Linked DNA regions of Homo sapiens: region 1 is linked to region 2. Evidence: chromatin loops called from intact Hi-C (ENCODE). Cell type or tissue: PC-3. All regions are shown on one strand. Each heading gives the region's core, and the rest is flanking DNA. Links, peaks and the distances in the headings are about the cores only.

The links. Peaks named below come from ENCODE experiments on the same cell type or tissue, not always from the same donor. Only the 100,000 strongest peaks of a DNase experiment are listed, where the experiment ranks them.
Region 1: it touches region 2 in a loop (2.7-fold over the local background); 1 of 110 quality-filtered maps calls a loop at or near these places.

The regions. Positions count from the first base shown.
Region 1 is chr11:24,633,633-24,638,047 of GRCh38, reverse strand. All of the region lies in intron 1 of LUZP2 (leucine zipper protein 2), which reads right to left. Among named protein-coding and RNA genes, the nearest start is that of LUZP2, 140 kb to the right of the region's middle. RefSeq lists an enhancer at 18-519. In PC-3, for the core only: a CTCF peak has its summit at 2,071; DNase peaks (open chromatin) are centred at 1,497, 1,867 and 3,007; H3K4me3 peaks cover 658 bases; H3K27ac peaks cover 3,712 bases.
Region 2 is chr11:24,506,614-24,511,028 of GRCh38, reverse strand. All of the region lies in intron 1 of LUZP2 (leucine zipper protein 2), which reads right to left. Among named protein-coding and RNA genes, the nearest start is that of LUZP2, 12 kb to the right of the region's middle. In PC-3, for the core only: CTCF peaks have their summits at 1,741 (motif pointing left) and 2,804; no DNase peak of the experiment used is centred there.

The sequences.
Region 1 (4,415 bases), core at 194-4,193, 130 kb before region 2:
AATACAGAGAAAGAGTACAAAGAGAGAAATTTTATAGCTGGGACTTCGGAGGTGTCATCACATATTGGTAGGACCATGATGGTGACCCTGAGCTGCAAAACCAGTAAGTTTTTATTAGGGATTTTAGAAGGGGAGGGGATGTACGAACAGGAAGTAGGTCACAGGGATCACATGCTTCAAAGGGCAATAAAAGATCACAAGGCAAAAGGTAAAATTAGAATTATTGATGAGGGTCTGTGTCCCTCTGTGCACTCATTGTCTTGATAAACATCTTCAGGAAACAGGGTGCAAGAGCACAGAACCGGTCTGACTAGAATTCACCAGGCTGGAATTTCCCAATCCTAGTAAGCCTGAGGGCACTGCAGGAGACCAGGGCATATTTCAGTCCTTATTATCAATCACATAAGACAGACACCCCTAGAGCGGCCGTTCATAGACCGCCCCCCAGGAATGCATTCCTTCCCCAGGGTTATTCCTTGAAGGGAAAAGAATTCAGCAATATCTCTCCTACTCGCTTTCTGCAAGGAGAAAAATATGGCTCTATTCTGCCCGACCCCACAGGCAGTCAGATCTTATGGTTATCTTTCCTTGTTCTCTGAAAATAGCTGTTATTCTGTTCTTTTTCAGGGTGCACTGATTTCATATTGTTCAAATACACGTTTTACCAACAATTTGTACAGTTAACTCAATCATCACAGGGTCCTGAGGTGACATACATCCTCAGCTTACAAAGATGATGGGATTAAGAGATTAAAGACAGACATAAGAAATTATAAAAGTATTAATTTGGGGAACTGATAAATGTCCATGAAATCTTCACAATTTATGTTCTTCTTCCTAGGCTCCAGCCGATCTCTCTGTTCGGGGTCCCTGACTTCCCACAACAATTTTATAATGCTTTTATATTTCTAACACTCTGCTCATCCTCTACAATTTTTGTTTTATAGATTTTTAAGATTTTGAATTTTATACCAAAAGATTATATATTAATGTAACATCAAGATTTTCCCTTTTTAAACTGTTAATCAACATTTTTAGCTTTCTATTTTATCACCTTAACACTGATAGTTTTTAATATATATTCTATAATTTTTATATTTAAAATTCAATTGAAGCATCTTTTTTTATAAGCAAAAATTGGCTTATATCATTTTTATTTGTTGGAATTTCATGTCTGTTTGCCCTCTGTTCTTTCATATTACCTCATGTAAAAAATTTTATTTTTAATCTTGCTTTATTTTCTATATTTTCTTATGTCTCTGGTTAAGTGTGTGTGAGCTGAGCTCTGACGAATTATTTGAAGGGTGATAGGAAAGAAGTGTAGACACCATTTTAATAGTTTTCAAAGTATGCCAGGCAAGTGAAGATTGTGGGCTGGATTCATGTTACTTGTGGACAACGTTAGTTGTGCCAATGTAGAAAATATGATATGCATTTACGTGTGTAAATCAACTAAGGATGAATAACACCCTGTGGTGGTCATTGTTTGAAGTACTTAACATATATTATCACATTTTATACTCCCACAATGATATGAGCTAATATTTGCCCCCACTTTATCAATGGGGAAAATCTGATGTGCAGAGAAATCACTCATTTTATAACAGAGTGCTCTGGATTTGAGCCCAAGCAGTCTAGGTTCAGAATCCACCCTCTTAACCCCTGTATTATAAGTAAGCATGCTATCTATGCCTTAGCTCCAGGTTGATTATATTTAATTACTTATTGTTTTGAATAGGGAATGTTTTTACCAGTGTAGGTATTTGTTGAAAAGTAGTATTGATAGAGAACTGATAAATATGCTGTGGCTGAAACTGTCTCCAATTGGGGATGATGATATGACTCAGAATGCCATCATACCATAAATGAGGCAGATAATGATCAGTGTTCTCTTACAGTGTGTAGTTCCATTGGACAAATAAAAAAATCTTCCTGGTTCCCAGACAAACCCCACTTATTTTAGGTTATTTATTTTTTACAGGTAACTGAGTCAATTTATTTTTTCTCGACTGACAATAATCAGAAGTTCCAGAGTAGATTGCCACCCAGTGTGATTTCTTCAAGCCACCACACTGACAATATGTAAGGATAGCATGTCTCTGCAGTACTTTTCCCCAGTTCCACTTTTGCTGTTATTCCGCAGAGTCACCTTGTGCTTAGACCAGCTTGCAAAGTCTACCTGCACCGCAGGCCTTGTATTTCAAGTAAAGTATTGCTGTGGGGCCTCTTAAGGCATTGAGATCCACTTTTAGTCAACGCTGTCTGTGGGCCTCAAATGTTCTCCCCAGCACTCTGCGTTGATTTGTTTCAAGTTTCACAGGGTCTGACAGCTTCTTTTCTCTCCAAATTTCATTACAGATGAGGTTTTAAAATGTATAACTTTGTTTTCAGTTGTTTTATAGAAGACAGTGAGATAGAAATGCCTGTATTCTGACATCTTTAACCAAGTTATCATTAGTTTAATTTAATTTAAATTGATTACTTAAGGATAAACAGCATACTTTGCATAGAAATGTACTGAAAATGACATTTGACTGTCTTTAGTTTGGTGACAAAATATATTTTAATGTAGATTGAAATGTGTTTATTTCTTATGACTTGTGAATACACACACACACACACACACTCTTTTCTGATTTGAGGTTTAAAATCTTACATGTTGCTTATAACATGTTGTTCAAAAATCAATTTTTTAATGCCAATTATTTTTATCATTTTAATGTCAAGATAAGATCAAGTGTTTGCATTTTTTTGGTAATGCTCCTATACAAATTATAAATAGTGTCATATTTCTTTTTATTTACAAAAATAAAAAGTGAAATTGGTAGATTTATTTCATTATCTTTTATAATTTTTTTTTATTTGTATTTATTTAAAGGGTACAAGTGCAGTTTTGTTACATGGGTATGTTGACCAGTGGTGAAATCTGGACTTTTAGTGTAACCATCTCATTAACATTGTACATTTTACCCATTAAATAATGTCTCATCCCTCACCCCCATCCCACGCTTCCTGGTAAAAGGTAACAAGGATATCTTTAGGTTATGTTTAACGTTATTATTATGACTAACAGAGATCAAATGAGAGACTGATTTATTTTGAGCTGAGTAACAAGTGTGTTCATCTCATCTCCAGTACAGATCATCCATGCTTACTAGGTTCATACTGAGAAGCCTGTATCTGTTCCAAGTCACAGAAAATAAATAAAGCAATTATTCTATTTGATGTTGTGTTTTTAAAAAATGATAACAAAATCCAGTACCGCCTTTAATTTTGTGAACTCAAGCCCTTTCACCTTGCACCTGCAAACTCAAATGCCTTGACCAGGCTCATAATGCAAACGAGTAAACAGAATCAGCTGCAAAACAAACAGCTCTATGGTCAGTTTATTGCTCATTTACTTTTTTTTTTTTTTGAAGTTATAAATCCAGAAAAAATTAACTTTAAAAAAGCAGTAATGCAAAACACTAGGAGAACTTGAAGATGATACTTAGTTACAGTATGGGGGAAAAAATAGGGAATGAGATCTTGAAAAACCAGAAAGAAAATGCTTGATCTCTCTGTGTTATCGATAGCTGGCATATCTTGGCTTATCTTCTGATATGTAATTTTTAGCCACTACCTCAATGAAAATAAACTATGTGGACCAATTCTGTGATAGCCATACAAAGACAATCTAGATGGGAGCTACCAGTTTAGGACCTCTACCATAATGTTTGTATCTGATTATGGTATACATTACCACCCTTGTAATATGGAATAGTACTTCCAGGGTATCTGTGCCACATTTTGAAAATTATGCTGTTTTTATTGCCATGTTTCACCAATATTTTGCCTTTAAGTTCTTAGATTTATTTTTTCTAAGTCATACATGAACTCATATAATTCTCACAAAAATTCATTTACATATAAGATGACTGAAGTAGAGGGTTAAGTAATTTGCTCAAGATCATACTTCTAGTAAGTTTGATTGCTATAGAAAACCCAATAATTCTGTCTTCAGAGTCTCAGCTCTTCATTTATTTGCTTTAATAGTTAAACAGGTTTAGACTTTATTGTCCTTTAATAGACAGACTATATATACACACACACACACACACACACACACGTGTGTTAGACTAAAAAAATACATTTTAATAATTTTTTTCAAATTTGAAGGATGTCAAGAGTGATGATTACAAAGCATAAGAATGTAATTAATGTATATCTTTTATAGAAAGTTAATGGTTCATTTTGTGAGCAGAAAATAAATTCATGCAGTTGCTATATAATCCTATAAATATAAGCAGCCACCTCTTGAGATATTAATTCATTCATTATGAGATAGAAAACATCATACTTAAATATATAAAAGGTCAACATTAACAATGTATATTTTCTCTATAAAACTTTTTATAAAAGTAAATTGTGATTAT
Region 2 (4,415 bases), core at 240-4,239:
ACTAGCAAATGGGGAGTATTCATAAAAGGAAAGCAGTGTGTCCTTCCTCCATGCTGCTATTTAGAAGGATGATTTGAACTCTCGTGGCCACCTTGGATCACGAGGGCAAAGACCTCAACAGAGCAACAAGCTGGAAGGAGCTGGGGTCATTACTGACATGGCTAACTTACCCACTTGGCACAGCAGCACAGAGTCAATGGCCAATGGTCCACAATACTTTCTTGGCCCACAAATATTTTAAATTTCTTTTAAAATTAGAATTTTTAAAAATGAATTTTTAGCTTGAAGTAGATAATATTAATATTTTATTCTTTATATGAACATAGTCACAAAACAATATGTTATATAATATAAATGTGGTATACGTATATATATTTAACAGAGTAAGGGTTGATGAAGTTTAAAGTAACTGAAGCCCATGAAAGTTAGAATGCAGCTGTTTGCCCACTTGCTGGCCATGGAGAACCAGCCAGCCCTGGATTTCCTACCTGTTACATAACTTATGTGTGAGAGAACTAAATTTATATCTTGTTTAAGGCATTGTAATTTGGGATTTTCTGACGCATTCCAAAAAACCTGAATCTCAACTGATTAAGGTGGCAAGGGTTGCAGGCAGGTACTTACAGGAACTTATGAAATGTACCCAAGACAATATAGAACCAAAGCCAATATGGCAAAACATGCCAAACATTGCATAGGCACCATCTTCTTTAGTCCTGCCAGGCTGGTACCTGTGGCTTCATCTTCCAAATATAAAAATGGGTAGCATCACAATTTAAATCCTCAGTACACTCTGCTCTTTCGTTTTCTTTCTTTAAGACATAAGAGCTAGCCATTGGGTAACTCTGCCTCCTTTGCACCCCAACTTTCAAGGTTCCAAAGCAACTTTGGTGTTGTGAATGGGGAATTCAGAGCGCTGGGTTTAAGCTACCTGGCTGCCATTACTAAAATTCTCTCCATCTATAAAATGAGGTTATTATGAATTGCTACATAAGATGTTGTGAGGAGTTATGAGCATGTATAACAATTAAAATTAAAACACTATAAAAATGCCAGGTATTATGTCTCCCTCACACATTGCCCACTACCTGTCAAAGCTGTCTTTGAGAATTCACTTAATGTTATGTCACTCAAGTAAAAGAATATATAGGGGAAATGTATACATTATTAAATTTGCAAGTCTATGCTCCTTCGAGAGAAAGGTAGACATAGAGGAAACACTGTAGTGATTACTGGAATCAAGCTAATGATAGTGTGTTACCAAATAAGCCTACTTTCAAGGATAAGTATTCAGAAAAATGCAAGGTATCTATGAGTAATATATTTAAAATAGTTATTAAAATATGCATATAATATATACTACGGAATATATTTATATATTCTGTGTATATAACATATAATATGTTATATATAACCATATTTTTAAGGATAAGTATTCAGAAAAGTGAAAGATGTCTATGAGTAATATATTTATTAAAATATGCATATAATATATACTACATAATACATATACACATTATATATTACATATATAATCTATATACTACATGATATATACTATACCATATATAATATATACCATATGTATACTATATATATCATCTAGTACATATTATATACTTTTTTTAGATACAAATTTCGAGGCAAGTGTATCAGTCTATGAATGAGTTAATTCTAGAACAGTTATGACTGTACTATACTTCACAGTGCCATCTTCTGATTACCAGTGGAAGAACAGTTCCAGCCAAACGACTTTCTAAGAAAAATCTGGCTGTTATTATCATATGGTAAGGCTCTCAAGACAGACCAAATGTGAATGTTGAGTTTGTTGCTTTTCACATCTCTAAAACCAAAGGTGACCCTATTTCCTACATGGAAAGTCTTGAGGTTCAGCATGCAAACAGCGGGCAAGAACCTACTGTGCACTGAACCCTCACTCATCGCACATGTCGCGTGTGTATGACACAAGTTCTTTGTCCCATCATTCTACATGTAGTCCCAACAGCTCCTTAGTTTCTGAGTTACTTCCCAAATATCTAGCCATCAAAAATTTTATTGCTAACTTTTATTGTCTCAGGATCCTGACCTTGAATTAGAATCCTGAGTCTTATGTCTATTAAATCATGGGCTCAAGTCTCATCTCTACCCCTTTTTAATTTTGTGACCTTAGATATGTCAACTTCTGTAATCCTTAATGCCTCATTTTGTAAAGCAAGCACTTCATAAGGCACTGAAAAGCATTAAATAAAGTAACCTTAGACAAATTTGTAGTACTGTTCTTACACATAGAAAACAAGCAGTAACCTTTAGCTACTGTTATAAATTATTTTTAAAAATTAAATTATGAGTCTGAGGAACTGAGACAGCTACCTGGAATCACACAAGTAGAAGATACCAAGCTATAATTAGAACACAGGTCAGCCTGATTCTACACATTTGTTCCTAAGCCCCACAATTAACACTTGGAAGACATCTGGAGCCAGGCAGTAGAAAACCATAGTTCACTGGTATTTTTTAAAAAACAGCCTCCACACATAAAGATATTACCATGCTAATATATGATTATTTTTCTTTTACCACAAAAACAAAATAAATATTTTAGTTAGAACTTTAAAGAAAGGATCTTCTGTCACCTTTAATTGTGAGCTTACCTGAGAAAAAGTAACATTTTGCCTTCCTTCTTTAACTGTATATAAAATTTTGGCTACTTATTTATTTGCGGAAGGGCATGCAACTAGAACCCACAAATGAAGCCAACACAAAAATTTAAGGCCATTCCAGAGCTTCACTTTATATCCTAGGAGGCACTGTAGTACAGTGATTAAGAATGTATGTTCTAGTGCCACCTGGCCTTTGAATTTAGACTCCACTGCTTACCAGTTATAATGTTGGCCAAGTAATCTAATCTCATGTGCCTTAGTTTCTACATCTATAAAATTAGGGCAACATCAGTAATCACCTCAAGGTTTATTGTAAAGATTAACCTGGTTGATGGTATTATATAATTGCTAAGTACTATTCATTTATATTATTATAAATATTATATTATTATTTATATTTTGAGTTTCTTTTTTCACTCTAGGAGAATTAACTAATGATACAGAGTTTAGGCACTAGGGCAATATGACTGGCATAGTTGCACATTCTATTTAATTCACACATTTCTTAGAAAAAAGTGTTTAACATCATGCAAAACCAACCACCATTTAAGGGGAGTAGGGAGAAGATGATCAAAACTTTAATTTTTACCACGTAAATATTACTTCTCCTCATTTTGAAAGTTCAGATTTCCTGCCCCAAGTAGCCTAGAACAAGCATTTATATGGCTTCATGTGTAGGTCTTGGTTTTTTTGCCTCTTTATTATATAACTTGCAGTGATAAAAGCTAGGGAGGGAGAGAAAGTTAAGTGTGAATTCTTTGTAGTTTATCTCAGACATTTCACCTTTTGTCTCATATTTTCTAAATACACTATGCCCCCTGATAAATCCATGTAAATATTTTACACAATTTATTTGAGCATTTTCTCAGCCCTTTAAAGAAAGCTATGTGAGGCGGATAATTATTTTCATTTAAATTGACTGATAAAAGCAGCCTGGAGCACAATGAGATCCTCATTTACTAAATGTATTTATACACATGTGTAAAGGTGTGATTTTTGCCAAAACATCAACATCTTCCCATTCTCCTGACTTCAGCTACAATTTGCATGTTGAGTAAATGGTAAAGAGATGAAAGTATACTAGAGTTTATAGTTCTGCAATACTAGAGCTGTAGTTTCTAAGCTCTCATATACATAGGAAGTTCCATATTAAAATGAAAATTCAATGTCTAGGGTAGGAACTGAAATATGTATTTTTAAGGACCATCACAGGTAATTATCATTCAATTAGAATGAGGAGCATACTTGGAGAAACTAAATTGAGAACATGTATTACCTGGCAAACTTTTGTATTTATAATAAAGGCTTTATTTGGCTGATTTTCAAACTAATGAATATTTTAGCTGATTTATTTTAAGAATATTTTTAATGTACTCTGTCTCACCTATTGAAAACATGCAGTCCTTTGCCAGTATGGTTTAGCTTCTGCTTTCTTATTTGTAGTACTGATTATTACTTTCTTCACTGTACATTTATACAGAGACTAGATTCTATATAGGCAGCCTAATAGTTTCATTCATAAAGCCATTCTTAGAATAATGACCTAGGGTCTGGCCAATTTTTAGCTGGGGGAATATGGGATAGTCATTTAATGAGTGCAAAACTTAGGGGTCCCTAGTGATGAATCATATATGAATATAATGTGTTGTCATAGGTAAGGATTAAGTGACAAAGAGTAAGTAGCTAGCACTTCTACACACACGATTAGTCCTCAGAAATCTTGGTCTAACCTGTAGGTTATCATTCTATAAAATG